Linked DNA regions of Mus musculus: region 2 is linked to region 1. The links are chromatin loops, found by intact Hi-C in ENCODE. Cell type or tissue: left cerebral cortex. All regions are shown on one strand.

Region 1 (8,000 bases):
AGCAGGTTCAAGTGCAATCCTACACAAAGATTGCATTGATTTCAAGTGCCAAGTTCAGGCTTCTCACAGTACTTACACTGAAACAACTACTCATAAGTACACACTGGGCAAGTGTTTCCCTTCAACTTTCAGTTCGTGTGTTTGCATGCATTCTTTTACTTCCTCAGAGTAAAAAGGACGGTTAATTCATGAGGCTTTCGGGAGGCTGGGATGCACTCAGTAGGTGACTACTTGCATAATGTGAGTGAGTAAAGCCCTGGGTCTGAACCCCCCCCCCCCCCAGCACTAGGGGAACCCATGTGGCAGCATTGCCCATGATCCCAGCACGGAAGAGGAGGTGCAGAAAGGTCAGGAGTATAAAGCCATTCTCAGGCCAGCCTTAAACTTGGAGCAACCTGTGTCCCAAAAAAAGAAAGAAAGAAAGAAAGAAAGAAAGAAAGAAAGAAAGAAAGAAAGAAAGAAAGAAAGAAAGAAAGAAAGATGGAAAGAGAGAAAGAAAAGAAAAAGCCCAAAACAACAAAACAAACAAATAAAAACCAAAGGCTAACCAAAACAAATAGAAAAAAGAAGATCCTGGCATCCTTCCAAACTTCAAGAGGGAGCAGTGTTGCTGGCTTGTTGTCCAGCATCCAAAAGATAAGCAGGTAGCTGACCTAGTGATTACAAGGTCGGCTTGAAATCATGTGTTCCAGGTCAGCTTGGATGCCACAGTGGGCCTTGTCTCAGAAGACTAAACAAAGTATGACACCATATTGTAAATATGATGGGACATCAGGAAACCTAGTAGACAGGAATCCTGCAGTAGCCCCTGTCATACTCACCACACAGGGTTTCCTGGACAAAAGCTGTGTGCCAGACACTGTGTTAGGCACTAGAAGAGGCTAAAGGGCAGGTGTACCACAGCCCTCTCTCTCAAAGGACAGTGACCAGGCTCAGGATTTACATAACAAGTGGAAGAGGTGATGCAGACAGGACCACAAGTACTAAAAATAACAAGACTGCCTTCAGGAATGGGCAGAACACACTTCAGATAGATGGAGCTTGAGCTAGACCTTTGAGTGACAAAATTTTCTAGGAAATGAACATGTACAAGAAATCAGAACCACATGATCTTATAGGTAGGGTCCATTTTTTTTAATATTACAAAAAAGTTAAATATGTACAAGTCAACAGAATAAAATAACAAACTTGTGAGCTCATCACAGTATTGACCAATCCCAGCAATCTTGCTTTATATGTAACTTACATGTCAGAGGCTATAACATAAGCCTATTTTTAAATACTACATCCCTTCTGGGATTTGTTCTCAGATAAAACTACATTCTTCCTAAATGCAGAATACAAATAATCACACTTGATTCTGTTTTTAAAGTATCATTTTTATATATATCTATAAAACCCAAGTGAAGGGCTGGAGAGATGTGGCTCAGCGGTTAAGAGCACTGACTGCTCTTCCAAAGGTCCTGCCTGAGTTCAAATCCCAGCAACCACATGGTAGCTCACAACCACCCATAATGATATCTGATGCTCCCTTCTGGTGTGTCTGAAGACAGCTACAGTGTACTTACATATAATAATAAATAAGTCTAAAAAAAACAAGTGAAGAATGACCAAAAAAATCCAAACTTCAGCTTCCATATATGTCCAGAATAGCTCTTGCATTCTGATATTTCTGTGAGAATAGGTGAAGCAGAGAGTTCACAAAGCATCATGGGCCACATACTCAGGACACATCACTTGGCCTCCTGAGCCTGTGTCCTCCTCTGAAATACGGAAGATTTCCCCTCCTTAGAGACATGTGAGAACTATCTGCCAAATACTGTGTGTTTAGTTCTTGTGCCCTGGTTGACTTGGAAGAACCAGAAAACAGGGTAGGGGCCGAGCTTCCCAGCCCTCTCCCCTGTGCACCATCCTTCCTCAGGACACTGTGGACTCTGCTCCTGAAAACAAGCTGGAAAGGAGGGGCTGAGGGTCCTGATGGCAAGGCACTCACTCGATTGCTTCCTTTATTCCATCAAATAAAGTCAAGACCCAAGGGAGTGTTTCAAGAGAGTTTATCATATAAATGATCAGCCTCCACAAAGTAGTCTCTTTACCTAGCCCACAAGCACCACACAAGCTGTAGGTGGCCTACCTACCCATTAAGGCACTTTCACCTTCAATGTTACACACAGGACATCACTCTGTGGCTCCAAACTGGGGCTGCGAATGTGTGTTGCACACAGCACTTTCCCCAGTTCCTCATCACTGGTATTTTTTTTTCAACCAATCCATATTCTTTTTACAGTACAGTTCAAAACCAAACCAAACCAACAAGGCAGCCATGAGGATTCACAGAGGAGTCCTCGTGGGGCAGGACAAGCAAGCTCTAGGTGTTGCCAGTGCCCATGGCAGCACCAACATTACCTAGTCCATCTGCAGGTAAGAAACTGAATCCCACCTGCCATTGAGATGCCCCTCCCTCACTGCTGCTCACAACTATTAGTCTGTCCTTTTAAACCACAACTGGAGCCACCAAAACCCAACTTTTCTTTTAGTTATTTCCTCTCAACTTCCCAGTTACCTTCTTTTTCAGATTGTGCATACATCGCTGCCGTTTGCATTACTAAAGCATGTTCGATCACTAACCCTCCATCAGGACACAGTGAGCTCCCGACTTAGCATAACCATCCCTTGTTTTCGTGTATAACCCGGCTCTTTTACTGTCTCCCTATGGTAGTTACAGCTCACTTACGCTCCCAACACTTGACAGTTTGCCCCGTGCTTTGGGAAGGTAGCCACACAATCTGTACAGGTTAGGGAAAAGGCAATTCTGGTACTTAAAGGTTTAGGGTCAAGGAATGAAGAACTAACTCACTTTTCCGAAGGTAGCCACACAATCTGTACAGGTTAGGGAAAAGGCAATTCTGGTACTTAAAGGTTTAGGGTCCAGGAATGAAGAACTAACTCACTTTTCCAATTACAAAACGAAGCGGACCTTCAACCCCACTCTTCGGAAAAGTCGACAGTTCTGGTACCAAGCCACAAGTGCTTGAAACCATCTCCGATCTCTTAGGCTGCAGCGACCAGGTTCCCCGCCCGCCCGGTACCTACCACCAACCCACCCATCTCCTGTTTTCTCACCCTCAAGCCACAGCTCAACTACACCATTCCCACTCGCCCCCGGTACAACCAACCTCCTTCCGCGGCAAACACTCCACGCCTCTGCCCTTCTCACCTCTTTCCCCCCAAACTTGGACGCATCTGTCACCTCCCCCCTGTAAATCACAAGTGTGTGTGCCTCAGCCCTAAACACGCTGCTAAAAAAAGTCCCACAGGCAGGGGGACTCAACCTGGACGGACACACACACACATTCCCGTGATCGAGCCCTCCACCCCCAGAACACCGGCCAGCACTCTTCGAATCCCCAGAGCAGAGTACCAACCCCTTTACAAAGACTACCCATGACCCCGCTGCTACCGACGACTTCCTTTACAGAATGTGGCCATCCTGGAACAAGACTCCCCCTCTCCGCTGTGCCAGGGCTCGATCACGGGGCCGCAGGGCCTCTGCCCACCGCGGAAGCGGTCGCTCCCGCCCTCACTACTTGCAAGTTGTGCCTCTTACCACCTGTTCTCGCCGAGAGTGGGGTACACCTTCGCCCGGGCCCGTTCTCTGCCCACCCTTCTCCAGCTTCCCCCCTGGCCCGCCAGCACCCGCGCCAGTCGGTTCCGCTGCGCGGCTCGAATGACCGCCCCTCCCCCGGGCTCGGAGGACGCCCAGCGGCCCGCACCCCGAGCCCCGCGAGCACCTGCGGCCCGGCCCGGCCCGGCCTCCTCGTCCCCAAAAGCCCGCACTCACCACGAATAGGTCTGTTCCGCCATGGTGCTGCCTCTCGGGGGCTCCGCGGCTCGCTCGGCCGGCGGCAGAGGGCGCGGCCGGGGGCCCCGGCGGCTCGCTCCTTCACTCGCTCGCACGGAGGACAGGCAGTCGGGCTCCGACAGACTCCGACGGGCCCCGCTCCCTGGGCCCCGGAGCGGGCGCGGGCCCCGGGCTCCGCGCTCGGCCTCGTCAGCCGCGGCGGCGGCGGCGGCTCCGCTGCGGCTCCAAACCCAACATGGCGGCGGCGGCGGCGGCGCGGAGAACAAGGGCCCCGAAACGGTGGCTCGGGCCCGCGCTCAGTGCGCGCCGGGCCGCGGGAGCGCCGCGCTCGGGCGGCGGCGGCGGCGGCCGGGGGACATGGCCGGCGGCGGCGGCGGCAGCGGCGGCAGCAACGGCTGAGGGGGGCGCTAGGCGGTGAGGCGAGGCCGCTCGAAGCACACCCGCCCGCCGAGGGAGGAGGGAGCGAGCGAGCGGGCGGGGGCGAGCCCGGGCCGCTGGTCACGTGCCCAAAACACGCTCACGTGACCCCGGCGCCCCGCCCCCTCGCGCGCGCTGCCCATGCGCGGAGCGCTCAGCCCAGGTCGGCTCGGGGCTACGGTTAGCTGCAGCGGCCGCCGCGCGCTAGGCCCCTTGGGCGCGCAGTGGTCCTCCCCGGTGCGCGGCGGTTGACTGCCACTCAGCTGTCAACCTTCCATCATCCACCGTCGGCTGTCCCTGGGTCCTCAGCTGCCAGTCAACTGTCAAAATGCGGACAGAGCGCTGCATTCGGGTTCCCGCGCTGCGCGGTCCCCCTCCTTGGTTTCTGCAAACGTCCCTTCGCGGCGCCTGGTGCCAAGTCAAATGCTACCATGCTCGTCTTCATAGAAGCGATCAGCGGGGTCCTTGTTGGGTGCCAGCTAGGCGTCAGCGCCTTCACCTAGGCCCTTGTCCTTACATGCATATTCTCAGGGAAGAGACATAGGTGGTTCGAGCTGGCTAAAGCACGAAGATTATTTCAGAGTCATGGGGCTATTAATAATGGAGAGCAATTAATAGAGACTAAAGGAAGGGTGCAGGCTACTTTGATAGGGTGAATGGGCATAACTCAGTTGTTAGAGCGTTGTGTGTGACCATGTGTTAGGAAAAAAAATTTAAAAACCCAGGCCTAGTGGTGCGTGCCTTTAATCCCAGCAAAGGCAGGCAGATCTCTAAGAGTTTGCGGCCAGCCTGGTCTACATAGTGAGTTCCAGGCCAGCCAAGAATACATAGAGAGACTCTATAATGAGTTAATGAAAGACAGGGAGAAACGTGAAGAAGCATATAGCAAGAGATGAGGAAACATATTTAAGCTACACAGTGTATGTTTCTGACCACATGACATTCTGGAAAAATGACTATGGAAACAGCAAAAAGTTCACTGGTTATCAGGCTGAAGGGACACGTGGAGGATTTTTAAAGCAACAAAACTAGACCACGAGACACTGTACTCCCAGAACTGTAGTAGGTGGGCCTTGGGGGGAGGGGTGTATACTGAGCAATAGATCAAGGTCATCCTCAGATATGCAGAGAATTTGACTTACAGACTTTGGCACAAAGTTTAAAGCCAGCCTGAGCTAATGAAATCTTGAAAGAAGAAAGAAAGAAGAAGAAGAAAGAAAGCTGTGGTGGACCAGAGACCAACCTCAGGAACGTAGGCCTGAGGTAAAGACAGGATGGTACAATGAACTGAACCCCCTCCCCAAAGGCATTGGAGAACATTTTCTCAGGCAGGAGTGAGACATCCTCAGACCACAAGAGGCTTACCAACAGAAAAATCATTTTGCCAAGAGAGCGGCAGAGAGCAAGACCCAGTAATGGGAATTTCTGGGCTGAGCTTGGAACCAGGCAGGAATGAACAGTTTATGCCACAGGTTGTTGGACAAAGACACTAAAATGATGGGTGGAGACCATGCTCTGAAGGCCTCCCTAGGCCTCCCGCTCAGTCACTATGCTTGTGAATGGAAAGATGAGGTTTGGGGGCCATGCTTGGCTAACGAACACAGTACGCTTCCCAGAAACCCTATCTCTTTCTCCCTTTGCAGAGCAAGTCTCCAGTACCTGCCCATTCAGGATCCTCTCCGGCTCGCCCATCATTAAGCCAGGCTCTGACTCTTTTAGTTTCCCAGGGCCTGCCCAGGCTTACAGGGAATGCCACACCCTGACTCTGTCACCGGAGAGGTCAGTTGGCCACTGCCCTATATACAGGTTCTGTTTGCTTGTTCTCCAGGGGGAAAGGAAGCCTTTCGTGAAAAGGCCAAGTTCACTATTCCCACATACCTTCCGCCTTCCTCTCCCCCCACTCCCACCCCACCCCCGCCACATTCCAGGTGCTGGGACCAGCCAGGTTCTAGGTGGCCCCCTCCTTAGTATCACCAGAGAGGCCAAGAAAAGGTGTCAGAGAGGGTTTAACCCAAGGTCTCAATAAAACCACCTTTTTCTAGCTAGAAAGGTATCAGCCTTCAAACCTCTGCCCAACCCAAACCCCTGGTGTCCTGGGGAGATGAAACAGTGAAGCCCAAATTCTTTTCTTTCTCTTTCTTTCTTTCTTTTTCTTTTTTTTTTTTTTTTTTTTTTTTTTGGTTTTTTTTTTGGTTTTTCAAGACAGGGTTTCAAACCAAAAAAAAAAAAAAAAAAGGTAAAAGCCGGGTGTGGTGGCGCACACCTTTAATTCCAGCACTCGGGAGGCAGAGGCAGGAGGATTTCTGAGTTCGAGGCCAGCCTGGTCTACGAGTGAGTTCCAGGACAGCCAGGGCTACACAGAGAAACCCTGTCTCAAAAAAAACAAAAAAAAAGAAAGAAATCCGCCTGCCTCTGCCTCCCGAGTGCTGGGATTAAAGGCGAGTGCCACCACGCCCGGGGCGAAGCCCAAATTCTTGACATTTGCAGAAGCCTTAACAATTCTAGGTACTTCTGCAAAAAAGCCAGTTGTGACCTTAAGCGTGACACAGTCACTCTGAGTCTCCAAGCGGAGTGACTGGGGTTTCAGATCCCATGGGAAAGGCCTGAAGCCATAACCAGGTGTGGCTATGGGAGGTGCCAGAACTTTCTCAAGGGAGTTGGGAACAAAACAGACCAGACAAGTAGCTAACAAAACAGAAATGACAAGCAGGCGCCTCTGGGCAATTCTCTTAGGCTTGAGTCGCAGTGAGTCACAGAAGATTAGGCCAAGTGAGTAGTCTGAGGAGAGTGGAGCTGAAGTGACCGAGATAACAAACCCAACGCCTCCCTAGAACAGAAGACTCTGCGCTAACCAGAAGCTCCCAAAATGGTTCCCAGGAAAACACACAGAGCCTATGACAAGAACCAAATTGCCCTAGGTGGGGCTGGGAAGGTCTCCCAGGCCCCAGAAACCCCGTGTGCACGGTCCCTAGAGATGAAGACAAAGCCCAGAGCCTGGTGGCTCAGGCATCGAAGGCTAAGCCTGTCAGGATGCAGGAGGCATCTCCAGGTCACCATCAAGAGCACCACAGACTTGTGGTCTTCTGGAAAGGCCAGACCGGAATGAACTGGAGCCCTAGCATTGGTTGGAAGTCAAAGAGTGACTTTCAGTGCCCGTGCCAGAGACACTCAGCTCTAAGCTGGAGCAGCCCCAGGTGTATCTCCAACACTCTGAGCTTTGGCCAGGAGTCAGGTGTGTTTGGCAAGGCTTCAGGTGTTGGCTGCCCGCCCCCCCAGGAGGGGCACTCTGATCTCCACCAACTCCACCCCACCCCTCCCAAGATGAGAGGGCCATAGCTTGTGTAATATTTGTTGAAAGAGAGCATGAAAGCGCCTCTAATTATCCCCATGGTAATTATAGGTTCTACCCACTGAACATGTTCAAAGGAGCCTTGGAGAGCCTCCCAGGACCCATCATCCGCCTCAGGCACAGACTCCGGGGAGAGCCTCCCAGGACCCATCATCCGCCTCAGGCACAGACTCCGGGGAGCAGGCATTGCCAGGCCCGGCTTAAGCATGCTCTCATCCTCAGAGCCAGTATCTCACTTGTGTCTTCTCCCTGACACCGCACCAATAGGCAGGGGTAGTCGGTCTTCCCCAGACACCTGGTGCCCATGTCTTCTCTTTTGCTGCCATTTTCTGTGATGAGGCCCAGACAGCTTCCTTACCCGACCTTCTTGTA
Region 2 (8,000 bases), 250 kb before region 1:
ACCCTGGGCTACTGAGCAAGTTCCAGGGCTTCCTGGTCACATAGTAAGACTCTGTTGCCAACAACATGAGAAAGCATTGCCATTGAGAGGTCTGCTAGAGAAGGAGATGTGACTAAGATGTGCACGGAGCAGTGGGTAGTGTCAGGACTGTTTCAGAGTCCTGACTCGGAAGAATGGGATTGTGGAATGAAGATACCATTTCACTTTCTTTTGCCAACACAAAGAAAAACACACAAAATGTGTTTGGTTTCTGGAGACAGTTTCATGTCTCAGGAACCAGACCCCATTCTGCCTTGAGGTTCCTGAGGGGCCTGTGTTGGAGCTGTAGGTGTGTGTCACCACCATGGCTTAGCCTCTCCCTCCCTCGGCATCTGTAAGCTGTGGAAGTTTGTAAGTGGTCCTTTGCTTTCTAACTACATAAATATATCTGATATGTTTGTTTTCTGTGGCTAGCTTATGCTTGCTCTTCACTGGTATGCTGTCATAGGTAAATCTGACTACCAGGAGTTTCTTGATCTTTTAGTCTACAGCCTTGGCTAATTGCCTTGAATACTTAACAAAACATCCCGTTTCTGGCTATATTTCTACAGCTTTCTTCCAGCAGGGCTAAGACTGTTAGAAGAGTTTACCAAGAGACTGTCCCAACAATACAGCCCAGAGGAGAGAAGAAATTTAGGGACCAGGGGATGCCATAGAGAAAGAACAGAGAAAGTAAATATTTATAGACAAGACAGGTCAGGGATTTGTAGGCCAGCTGTAGTCCCTGTCCAGGAACCCTGCTCTTGTTCCTCCTCCCGAGGCGGAGGTTAAGGGAAGGTCGGGTATTATGAAGCAGTTATTTTGAGGTTGGCAGTGTGAACCACTGTGCTGACTTTGTTCCTGTCACCTGGGATCAGAAGCTGGGTTACTGGGTAATCAGACTTAAATGTTGCTGTCCCCTCACAGCTAGGGTTAAAGGTTGTGCTGGACACCCAGTGTCCTGTGAGTGCTGGCACCTGAATTCCTGTACAGTCACAGATGATTGTGTGGACCCAGTGAGGGTCCTCTGGAAAAGGAAAGTCAGGGATTCTTAACTCCTGAGCTAGCTCTAGCTCTAGCTCTATTATCTATTTATTTTTGACACTGGGTTCTGAGCCTGGTGTAAGTTAGGCAGGGACTTGGTCACTGAGTTGTGTCTCCAGCCTCTTTTAAAAATTATCATTTGAGGGCTGGTGAGATGGCTCAGTGGGTAAGAGCACCCGACTGTTCTTCCGAAGGTCCAGAGTTCAAATCCCAGCAACCACATGGTGGCTCACAGCCATCTGTAACAAGATCTGACTCCCTCTTCTGGAGTGTCTGAAGACAACTACAGTGTACTTACATATAATAAATAAATAAATAAATCTTTAAAAAAAAAAAAAAAAAATTATCATTTGAGCATTAGCTGGGATTGGCTTAAACTGAGTTTGTAGCCAAGCAGGCAGGCCTTGGGCTTGTGACCTCATGGCAATGGCCTCCTGAGTGACTGAGATCCCAGGCCCGTGCTACTAGGCCCAGCTTGCTTGACCTCCCTCTCCCACCTCTCTTTTTCCTTAATTTCTTAGACTTAGCCTTGCTGCATAGTTTAAGCTGGCCTTGAACTTGCTACTTAGTCCAGGCTGGGCTTGAGTTCTCATCTGTATTCTCCTGTCCTCAACCTCCCGAGAACTGCAGCACCGGGCAGCATTCATAATCTTAAAGCCCTGGAAGTGACCCTGATGCACAGCTGGAACTGGGAACTGCCAGTCTGAGGTTTAAGAGTGGGCCAGAAACAACATAACAAAAATGAAAACAAAGAAATGGAGAAGACAAATAAAATCATAAAATAAAATTCTTCTAGAAACTTATTTTCCAAAATCTGATGTGGGTCCTCTTGTTCCTTCTGAGAGAGGAGGGCCGTTTCTCCCTGGTTATTCACTAGTGTGTCCTGGCAAGTTGTCTAGAAAACATTTCAAAAATAGCACTGTGAATTTTATCTTTGGGTCCCAGGCAGGACAGTAGGATCAGTCCTCAGCTGCGTGTTGGCTGGGTTTGGAGATAAGAGCCGGTTGGTTTCTCACTTGAGATGTCTCCCTTCAGACTTTGTGGTATTTGGAAGACCAAGAGAGAAGGGAGTTGATTTTTTTTTTTTTTTTTTTTTTTGCCTGAAATCATAAATCCTTATGTGGTCAATTGTTGTAATCTGATTTAGAAATACTCAGTTCACTGTCCATTACAGCGGGTCTTAGGAAACCATTTCCCAGAGAGTGTGGTAATAAAAATGAAGAAACCAGCAGTTGCCCTGAGTGCTGCTTCGTCTTCAGTCTTGTCAGTGTGGAACTCCGCGATCATCCAGATCTACACAAGCCGTGCTGGTGATCAAGCCTAGGCCCTGTGTGTTAGTCAAGCACTGCCACTAAACTACACTTGAGGGTGACATAGCTCTTGAGAGCTACAGTTAAGAGTCATGTTCTGTCAGCTTCAGATAACAAGATTTGGGGAATGTGTTTTCTCTCTTCCTTTCTTTGCTTTTTTCCCCCTTTTTTCTTTTCTTTTTTATCCTGAGGCTGGAGAGAGGGGGCTCTAAAATTAAGTTCCTCTTCCAAAGAATGCAGGTTTAAGTCCTAGCATCTGCATGGCAGCTCACATCTGTCAGGAACTCTGGAGTGTCAGGAGCTCCATCACCCTCTTCTGGCCTCCGTGGGCACTTGGCATTTGTGTGGTGCACAGACATGCTTGGCTTTGAGACTGGTTTTGTTTCCCAGGTGCTGGGTTACGGGTGTGCCACCATGCAGATTGCCACCTGCTACAGTGGCGCTGCGCTATGCTCAACAGTGGCTTGGTGCTGGGTGAAGGTTGGGTGGCCATAGGCCTGTAAGCTGCTCTCCAGCCCCCATTCCAACTCTCAATTCCAGTTACTGTCTGCAGTTAAGGAGTGAACGTGCCTTGGCAGTTTTGTGTGGTAACCTGTTCTCTTCCTGCTGCCATCCTCTGTAGCTTGTTAGCTTGATTCCTTGGCTGCAGCTGGCTAGGTTTGGAGTGGCTGGTGTGGCTTCCATTCTTCCTTGGGGGTGTGATTGCTTTCAAAGTTTGGATTTATGAGCTGGCGAGATGGCTCAGCAGGTAAAGGCTGTTACCACCAAGTCTGACCACCTAAATTGAGTCAGTCCCTGAGACCACATGGTAGAAGGAGAGAACCAACCTCTGCAGGTTGTCCTTTGACCTCCACATACACACTGTGGTGGTGGTAGTGGTGTGTCTCTATCTCTGTCTGTCTCTCTCAGTAGATGTAGTTAAATTGGACTCATGTCTCTTTTGTCTTAGGTCTTTAGCCTGCTGTATGATAAGCTTGTGCTGTATGTAGACACGGTCTCTTTGTAGTTATTTGCTCCAGCAGCAGCTGGGTGTGCTTGCTTGGGCCTGTGCTTTCAAAGGATTGGCTTGGGCTTGAGGCCAGTATGAGCTACGAGGTAGTGAGTTCTCGGCTAGCCTAAACTGTAGAGTGAGAGCCTAATTTAAAAAAAAAGTGCTTACCTCTTTTAAAACAGTAATGTTTTTATATGAGAGGCACAATCTTTGAGGGTGAGGTTGTGCAGGAACCTCCTAAAAGCTCACCAGGTTGCCTGCGTGAACTAACATTCCACGGACACAGAGATTAGTATACACACGAAAATTTCCACACATGAAAATCCTGAAGCACACCATATTTATTTATTATATTTTAAAAAGAACTCTAAGCAGACAAAGTAGAGGTGTTTGCAGAAAAGAAAAAGGTTGTTGTCAGTAGCTGGATATGTTTTTCTTTTTTTTTCCTTTCTTTCTTTCTTTTTTTTTTTTTTTTTTCCCGAGACAGGGTTTCTCTGTGTAGCCCTGGCTGTCCTGAAACTCACTCTGTAGACCAGGCTGGCCTCGAACTCAGAAATCCGCCTGCCCCTGCCTCCCAGGTGCTAGGATTAAAGACGTGCGCCACCACTGCCTGGCCTGGATATGTTTTCTTTACGGGTGTGTTTCTTTTAGTGTGTGCTTGTGTGTATTTTGAGACAAGGTGTCATACTCTAGCCCATGCTGCCATGGAACTTGTGATTCTCCATTTCTCAAGTGCGGGGATGGCAGGTGTGTGCTACCACATCCAGCTTGTTGTCTGCATCCGATTTTATGGTGTGCTGATGATCAAGCCCAGACCTTTTTTGTTAGGTAAGTTTTATGTGTGTGAGTGTGTCTTGGAACTGATGTTAGGGATGGTTGTGATCTACTTGTAAGTGCTAGGAACCAAACCTGGGGTCCCTGGAAGGGCGAGAAGTACTCTTAACTTTTGACCTGTCCTTTCAGCTCCACACTTGAGCATTTTGCCTGTGTGTGTGTGTGTGTGTTTGTATGTGTCATATATATACCAGGTGTCTTCAGAGGCCAGAAGAGAGGAGTATTGGATTTCTGAGAACTAAGAATGTGGCTTAGAGTTGTGAGGCACCACATGGGTGCAAGGAAACTAGTTTGGATCCTCTGGGAGGGAGAGCAGCAAGTGTTTATTACGGAGCCATTTCTCCAGCCCCTAAAGCCAGAATTTTGTGCATGTAGACATGTATGTTTGTTTGTTTGTTTGAGACAGGGTTTCTATGTATAGTCCTGGCTGTTCTGGAACTCAAAAGATCTTCCTGCCTCTGCCTTACAATACTTTGATTAAAGGTGTATGGCACCTATATCTATATCTATATATATATATGCCCTGTAACTTTTTTTCAAACCTTATTTTTAATAATGGTTCTTTTTTTTTTTTTTTTTTTTTTTTTTTTGGTTTTTCGAGACAGAGTTTCTCTGTATAGTCCTGGCTGTCCTGGAACTCACTTTGTAGACCAGGCTGGCCTCAAACTCAGAAATCCGCCTGCCTCTGCCTCCGGAGTGCTGGGATTAAAGGCGTGTGCCACCACACCCGGCCTTAATAATGTTTCTTAAACACTATAACCTCCCTTGCAACCCACCACCCACCAGAGGTAGTAGAAAAGAAAGAATAGGGGGAAAAGAGGACCTGTTTACAAAGGGTATTGCAACAACTTCCATCTGTTGTCTGGAAATCCAAAATTCAGTTCACAGGTTAGCAGCTGCAGCTCCATCCACTCACAGATACTTCATGGATATACCAGTGGTCCAGTTCCGTAGAGTTGAGCTAGCAGACACGAATCAGCAGAGGTAGCACTACCTAGCAGAGACAGTCAGGCCTCAGACTAGGCTCGGGTCAGCAGGACAGACCAAGGAAGAATGCTGGGGAAGCAAAGATGAGAGAAGCCCTGAGGTTCATGGGCTCAGGAACATGCCATGGTGTGTGTGTGTGTGTGTGTGTGTGTGTGTGTGTGTGTGTGTATAAGTGTAAGTCAGAAGGCAGCTGCAGGGTAAGGTTCTCTACTTCCACCCTGTGGGGTTCGGACTTGAACTCAGATTTGGTAGCAGTCACTCTGGCATGTTGGTCCTCTTCTCTTCTCTTCTCTTCTCTTCTCTTCTCTTCTCTTCTCTTCTCTTCTCTTCTCTTCTCCTTCCTTCCTTCCTTCCTTCCTTCCTTCCTTCCTTCCTACAACAACTACAGACCATTTCTTTATTTTTCACTGAGACTTTCCCAGAGGCTATAACTAACCTTGTCCGCACCCCACCCCCTACGAAGGGCTCACTGCTATAAAGCAGACTCAGATAGTTTCAAGGACTGGAACCAACCTTAAATGGCAAAAATGTTTTCTATTTGTATTATCATAAAAATGTTTAAGTAAAAAAATGAAAGTAAAGGAGCAAAGGGGCCACGGTGGCTTCAGGGTGACAAGATCATTCACGGTTCATGTCAGACATTCAATCTTGGCTTGAGTATAACAAAGTTGAAACAGGATCGCTATCATACAAAAGGTTCACTACAGCACGCTGTATGTACCTGTTCCAAGTCCACCCCCAGCCCCAGTGCTTCCGACTCAATTACTTCCCAGCCTGTTGGGCCTGCCGACGGAGGAGCACGTAGATCTTCTCTTTGATCCAGTCTTTGTTATACAGCTGGTATGTCTGTGTATCAGCTCCGTAAACCAGACAGCTGAGGTCTGCCAGACCGTCAATGAAATCAAACAACTGACTGATATCCTATGTGATGGAAGGGCTGTTGGGATTCATTCTCTTCAGATGTTCTTCATCCATTTTACAAACACCTTCTATGCACTCATTCACAGACTCATAGTCAGCGTAAGTCTGCCCTCTGGCCTCTTGGTAGACTGTACCAGCTGCAGCCGCCACTAACACCTCCGCTGCCTGCCGCACCTACATCACCTTTCTTGATAAGCGTTGTTTTGCCTTTCACTTGTGTTTGGGTGTGCACATGTATTTGTGCATGCTCTCACCCTTGAATGTACATGTGAAGATAGACATCAGTGACGGGCGGGAGACTCTCTCTAGCGTCTCCACTTTATTTTTTTGAGACTGTATCTCTCACTGATCTGGGAAGTTGCCTTTTTGACTAAACTGGCTGTTGATGAAGCCCCTGGAATCAACTGCGTCTACCTCCCCTGGAGCTGGAGCTGTGCACTGGATCCATCTAGCCTAATGCGGGTCCTCAGGCAGAGCCTCCTGCTTGCAGACTAAGTAGTTTACACTCAACTGAGCCTCTTACCCCTCCCTCCCCTCTGTCTAAGCTAGTACTGGCTTAGATAGTGTACGGACCCATGTTCCTTGTTAAAGCTCATTAGTCATGCTGGATGTTAGTGGCGCACGCCTTTAATCCCAGCACTTGGGAGGCAGAGGCAGGTGGATCTTTGTGACTTTCAAGACAATGGCCAGTGCTACACAAACCTTGTCTCAAAAAAGGGAAAAAAAAAACTTATTAGTGATTTGTGGATACTGGCAACAATTTCCTGAAGTTTGTCTTCTTAGTAAGAAAAGGAAAATGGACAGCCCAGAGCCAGTGGTGCACACCTGTAATTCTAGCACTTGGGAGGTAGAGACAGGAGAACTGGGTTTCAGGTCATCCTCACAAGTGTAGGGGGCCTGAGGCCGGCCTGGGGCCACATGAGACCCGGTCTCCCAATGAAACTGAGCAAGCAGGCTCTTTACCCAGAGTATAGATATTTGGTCAACAGATAGCCTGGAAGTATCTTTTGCTAATTAAGAGAAATTCAGGTTTAAAAAGAAAATCAAAAAATCTAAGTAAAGTAACCAGAAGCCATTTGTTCCTTGTATGTGAACAAAGTTTATTCAATTGCTACTGTTATTAACAGGGATGTGGTGAACTTCCTGTTCTCTTTTATGATGCTGTTAGGATAGAAATCAGTCATCATTAAGTTCTACAAAGCAACTTCAGGATATGTAATGGGCTTTTATGATTGTACTTCATAATCTCGTTTCACTTTGAATATTTGACATACTATATAGACCTTATAAAATAATCTTCAGTACTGTTATGTGAAATTAGAAAAAAGACATTACTAAATGTATTGGTTATGTTATCCTCACGGCAGGCAATTGGGTAGCCATTAATTGTGCTTTTGAAGAATAGGTAATTATTTTATGTGTGTGTTTGCCTGCATTTATATGTGTGCACCATATTCTTGCCTGGTGCCCGCAGAGGTCAGAAGAGGGCATTGGACCCCTTGGGACTGGAGTTACAGACATCATGAACCACCATGTGGGTGCTAAGCTGAACTTAGGTCTTCTAAAAGAGCAACAAGTGCTTTTAACACTGATCCACCTCTTTAGACTTCAGCTTTATTTGAGACAGACTCATATTTATATATTATTTATTTGTGGATTGAGGTAGGGTCTCTCACTGAAACTGGAACTTGCAGATTTCTGGTTACTCTAATGCGCTGGCTCCCGGCTCCTGGTTCTGGAATTACAGTTGTCTTACTTGCCTTCCATTAAATGGGTTCTGGGGGATCTGAACTCCATTGTCTGCTCCATTGAATTTCCCCATGGTCCAGAGAGACGGCTCACTGAGTAAGAACCTGCTGCCAAGCCAGGTGACTGAGCTTATTTTTTTCCAGACC

Evidence for each region. A loop is a pair of places that touch in the nucleus more often than their neighbours do. Peaks named below come from ENCODE experiments on the same cell type or tissue, not always from the same donor. Only the 100,000 strongest peaks of a DNase experiment are listed, where the experiment ranks them.
Region 2: it touches region 1 in a loop (1.8-fold over the local background); 1 of 42 quality-filtered maps calls a loop at or near these places.

The regions. Positions count from the first base shown.
Region 1 is chr5:115,007,457-115,015,456 of GRCm38, reverse strand. Sppl3 (signal peptide peptidase 3) reads right to left here and starts at 3,933. Exons shown (of 11, transcript NM_029012.2): 1 at 3,842-3,933. The coding sequence starts at 3,864. In left cerebral cortex, no CTCF peak of the experiment used is centred here; DNase peaks (open chromatin) are centred at 3,243, 3,494, 3,655 and 4,389; H3K4me3 peaks cover 2,729 bases; H3K27ac peaks cover 1,227 bases.
Region 2 is chr5:115,261,341-115,269,340 of GRCm38, reverse strand. All of the region lies in intron 1 of Rnf10 (ring finger protein 10), which reads left to right. Among named protein-coding and RNA genes, the nearest start is that of Rnf10, 7.6 kb to the left of the region's middle. In left cerebral cortex, no CTCF peak of the experiment used is centred here; no DNase peak of the experiment used is centred here; H3K4me3 peaks cover 245 bases.